Regions from separate parts of the Homo sapiens genome. Here region 2 is linked to region 1. A link is an interaction called in ENCODE POLR2A ChIA-PET data of the cell type or tissue named here. Cell type or tissue: PC-3. All regions are shown on one strand.

Region 1 (2,500 bases):
GAAGACATGAGGTCTCTGGAGCAGGCCATCAACCTAAGCCTGAACTTCAATGGCAATAATGTTAAAGGTATTGAGCTTGGGGCTTTTGATTCAACGATCTTCCAAAGTTTGAACTTTGGAGGAACTCCAAATTTGTCTGTTATATTCAATGGTCTGCAGAACTCTACTACTCAGTCTCTCTGGCTGGGAACATTTGAGGACATTGATGACGAAGATATTAGTTCAGCCATGCTCAAGGGACTCTGTGAAATGTCTGTTGAGAGCCTCAACCTGCAGGAACACCGCTTCTCTGACATCTCATCCACCACATTTCAGTGCTTCACCCAACTCCAAGAATTGGATCTGACAGCAACTCACTTGAAAGGGTTACCCTCTGGGATGAAGGGTCTGAACTTGCTCAAGAAATTAGTTCTCAGTGTAAATCATTTCGATCAATTGTGTCAAATCAGTGCTGCCAATTTCCCCTCCCTTACACACCTCTACATCAGAGGCAACGTGAAGAAACTTCACCTTGGTGTTGGCTGCTTGGAGAAACTAGGAAACCTTCAGACACTTGATTTAAGCCATAATGACATAGAGGCTTCTGACTGCTGCAGTCTGCAACTCAAAAACCTGTCCCACTTGCAAACCTTAAACCTGAGCCACAATGAGCCTCTTGGTCTCCAGAGTCAGGCATTCAAAGAATGTCCTCAGCTAGAACTCCTCGATTTGGCATTTACCCGCTTACACATTAATGCTCCACAAAGTCCCTTCCAAAACCTCCATTTCCTTCAGGTTCTGAATCTCACTTACTGCTTCCTTGATACCAGCAATCAGCATCTTCTAGCAGGCCTACCAGTTCTCCGGCATCTCAACTTAAAAGGGAATCACTTTCAAGATGGGACTATCACGAAGACCAACCTACTTCAGACCGTGGGCAGCTTGGAGGTTCTGATTTTGTCCTCTTGTGGTCTCCTCTCTATAGACCAGCAAGCATTCCACAGCTTGGGAAAAATGAGCCATGTAGACTTAAGCCACAACAGCCTGACATGCGACAGCATTGATTCTCTTAGCCATCTTAAGGGAATCTACCTCAATCTGGCTGCCAACAGCATTAACATCATCTCACCCCGTCTCCTCCCTATCTTGTCCCAGCAGAGCACCATTAATTTAAGTCATAACCCCCTGGACTGCACTTGCTCGAATATTCATTTCTTAACATGGTACAAAGAAAACCTGCACAAACTTGAAGGCTCGGAGGAGACCACGTGTGCAAACCCGCCATCTCTAAGGGGAGTTAAGCTATCTGATGTCAAGCTTTCCTGTGGGATTACAGCCATAGGCATTTTCTTTCTCATAGTATTTCTATTATTGTTGGCTATTCTGCTATTTTTTGCAGTTAAATACCTTCTCAGGTGGAAATACCAACACATTTAGTGCTGAAGGTTTCCAGAGAAAGCAAATAAGTGTGCTTAGCAAAATTGCTCTAAGTGAAAGAACTGTCATCTGCTGGTGACCAGACCAGACTTTTCAGATTGCTTCCTGGAACTGGGCAGGGACTCACTGTGCTTTTCTGAGCTTCTTACTCCTGTGAGTCCCAGAGCTAAAGAACCTTCTAGGCAAGTACACCGAATGACTCAGTCCAGAGGGTCAGATGCTGCTGTGAGAGGCACAGAGCCCTTTCCGCATGTGGAAGAGTGGGAGGAAGCAGAGGGAGGGACTGGGCAGGGACTGCCGGCCCCGGAGTCTCCCACAGGGAGGCCATTCCCCTTCTACTCACCGACATCCCTCCCAGCACCACACACCCCGCCCCTGAAAGGAGATCATCAGCCCCCACAATTTGTCAGAGCTGAAGCCAGCCCACTACCCACCCCCACTACAGCATTGTGCTTGGGTCTGGGTTCTCAGTAATGTAGCCATTTGAGAAACTTACTTGGGGACAAAGTCTCAATCCTTATTTTAAATGAAAAAAGAAAAGAAAAGCATAATAAATTTAAAAGAAAAGGCTGAGAAATGAAACTTGGTATCAAATCGACTCCATTAATCTTCTTAATCCTTAGGTCTGTAAGGTCTCTGTAATGCCCCTAGGGTGTGAATGGCTATAAAAAATAGAACCCACCCCCAAGGTTTAGAATTTCTTCCACATTTGCCTCACTCAGTTCAGAAACCAGGCAGGCTCTCTCTGCCTATCTGGTGTTCTGGCTCTTATGTTACAGATCCTAACTTGCAGGTGGGCTGTGACCCAAAATGCTCTTCTCATTTGGGCATCCGGTTCTTAGAAGTCTCTTTTCCAGAAGAACTGTGAAATAAATCGTGGTTTGGTTCTCAGGCTTGCCCTTAAAAGCCTATTTGCTTCGGAGAGCATTTGAATTAGCACATTTACGTGAAAATGAGGAAGAAGGCATCCCTGCATGCTAGCTGTTGGGAACACAGTAAAGCTGGCTTAGTGAGAAGTGGTTTCTGTTGAGGCTGGGGATGTCACCAAAGGTCACACCAGCCATGGACAGGGGCCTGAACCACT
Region 2 (2,500 bases), 300 kb after region 1:
AATTTGTTTATCCACTTAACTACTAAAAGATGTTTGGGTTGTTTCCAATCTTTTGCTATTAAAAAGGATGCTATAATAAATAATCTTTTCCAGGACTCATTCAGCATGTACACTGGTCTATCTGATGGCTTTACTCCCCAAAGAAGAACTGGTGGGTCAAAAGGTACATGTATTTTGATTAACATTGACAATTTGCCATCTGCAGAAGTTGTTCTAACCTACACTCCCACCAGAATTATAAGTAAGAAAGCTATTTCCCAGACCAGTGTCTCATGCCTGTAATCCCAGAACTTTGGGAGGCCAAGGCTGGTGAATTGATTCAACCCAGGAGTTTGAGACCAGCCTGGGCGTCATCGCGAAATCCCATCTCTACAAAAAATACAAAAATTATCTGGGCGTGGTGATGTGTGCCTGTTGTCCTAGCTACTCAGAAGGCTGACTTGGGAGGATCACCTGAGCCTGGGGAGGTCAAGGCTACAGTGAGCCGTGAGTGATGGCACCATTGCACTCTAGGCTTGGTGAGAGAGTGAGACTTTGTCTCAAAAAACAAAACAAAACAAAGAAAGCAAGCTATTTTCCCAGAAAGCATAGCTGCAAAATACTTTTAGTTTTAGATTTCCAGTTTTAGAAACCAGAAATACTCCCAGGTTTAGATTTTTGCCAACCCAATAGGTAATTTGTGTATGTATATATATATATATATATGTGTGTGTGTGTGTGTATATATTTTAAACACATAAAATATATATATATATATCAGTACAATTTTTAATTTGTACTTTTTTTTTGAGACGGAGTCTTGCTCTGTCACCCAGGCTGGAGTGCAGTAGCGCAATCTCGGCTCACTGCAAGCTCCGCCTCCCGGGTCCACGCCATTCTCCTGCCTCAGCCTCCCGAGTAGCTGGAACTACAGGCACCCGCCACCACGCCCAGCTAATTTTTTGTATTTTTAGTAGAGACAGGGTTTCACCATGTTGGCCAGGATGGTCGCCATCTCCTGACCTCGTGATCTGCCAGCCTTGGCCTCCCAAAGTGCTGGGATTACAGGCGTGAGCCACCACGCCCGGCCCATTGTACTTTTCTTATAAGGGTAGTTGAGAATCATTTCCTATGCGTATGAGCCATTTATTCATATTTGCTTTTCTGTGAACTGTTCATTTGTTTCCTTTGCCCATTTTTCAATAGAATTGTTAGGGGTCTGCAGTTCTTCTTAAAGCCAACGGAGACAAAAAATCCTTGTAAACTGGGCTAGGAACCATAAGGAGAATGAACACTCTTCCATCAGCTTTGCAGCTTTACCTAGGTCCATAGGAGCCAGGGGCCAGAAGAGTGGTATCTAGGCCAAAAGAGTTCTCTGACATTTAGGTAAAAAGAACATCACGATTACTTGAGGCTAAAAGAGAAAAAAAGAAGGTATAGTGGTTGCCTTCCTCTTGAACCCTGAGAAATCTTGCATTGCCCAGCACAGTCCATGCCCCAGGAAAGAGGCCAAGCCCTTCCTAGATGTTGGTGGCAAGGACTAGGCTATGATGGCAAAGTACAGAGATTAACTGGTCTGAATCCTGGCTTCACCTTTTACTAGCTCTGGGATCTTGTGTGAGTTATTTAACCTCACTGCCCAAAGGTGCTGAATTGTTGTGTACAAATTTGCCAGGTAGGTAGAAGATGTGTTAAGAGTAGCCCCAAAACACAACATGATACTTTTTCTGGACACAGAATTGGCCATTTGAAATATGGGAAAACATTATCCTTTTAGTGTGATACACGCTGTCATAGCTTTGTCCTGCAAACTGGCAAACGTGGCCCACAGGAATTGACATTGAACATCTAAGACAGTTGTCCCACAGAGTTAAACAATGACCAGGAGAGAAGAAAATTCATTTATCTGGCCACTGCAAGGTCTTCCTTATGATCCAATCATGATAGGTATTTATCTATTTATTTATGTCTAACTAATGCTTGCAGCTCAAACTGCTTTATCCTTTGATAACAGGAGGCTGCCTTTAAATTCATTGAGAGATTTTTCCACTTTCCTTCATGAGTCATCCATGCCTCCCGGCCAGTCATAACAGAAGCAACTGACTGTAGTAAAAAAATCAATGAAAAGGTAGAGGGCTTTTTCTATGCCTTAGGAACGCCTGATACCTCTAGCAATTTCAGAAAGTTTTACATTTCTATTGTTTTTGCTTTTAAAGGCTTATGTTTTTCATGACGTTGTTTTCCAGCATCATAATTTAGTACCTAGTACAAATGACAGAGGTTTTTGTTTTCCTTAGTTTTTCAGGGCTGTCCATCTTGTTCTGTGTTGCTTGATCTTGTTCGGTTTGTGGAAATTCATCAAGCTGTACACTAAGGAGTCCATATTATATTTCAATAAGAAGTTTTATATACATGTGCACACACTGAAAGAAAATGGTCAGCCTCCACAAAGAGGAAGCAGTTGCGAATGCCAGGCCCGTGCCGGTGGTACCATCTGTGGAAGGCATTTCTACCTCTCGTC

The links. ChIA-PET counts read pairs that join two places held together with the same protein. Peaks named below come from ENCODE experiments on the same cell type or tissue, not always from the same donor. Only the 100,000 strongest peaks of a DNase experiment are listed, where the experiment ranks them.
Region 2: POLR2A ChIA-PET joins it to region 1 with 7 read pairs; 2 of 35 experiments call an interaction of 5 or more read pairs at or near these places.

What each region holds. Positions count from the first base shown.
Region 1 is chr5:67,181,773-67,184,272 of GRCh38, reverse strand. It overlaps CD180 (CD180 molecule), which reads left to right. Exons shown (of 3, transcript NM_005582.3): 3 at 1-2,500. The coding sequence ends at 1,416. Among named protein-coding and RNA genes, the nearest start is that of CD180, 14 kb to the left of the region's middle. In PC-3, no CTCF peak of the experiment used is centred here; no DNase peak of the experiment used is centred here.
Region 2 is chr5:66,877,567-66,880,066 of GRCh38, reverse strand. All of the region lies in intron 3 of MAST4 (microtubule associated serine/threonine kinase family member 4), which reads right to left. Among named protein-coding and RNA genes, the nearest start is that of MAST4-AS1, 130 kb to the left of the region's middle. In PC-3, no CTCF peak of the experiment used is centred here; no DNase peak of the experiment used is centred here; H3K27ac peaks cover 659 bases.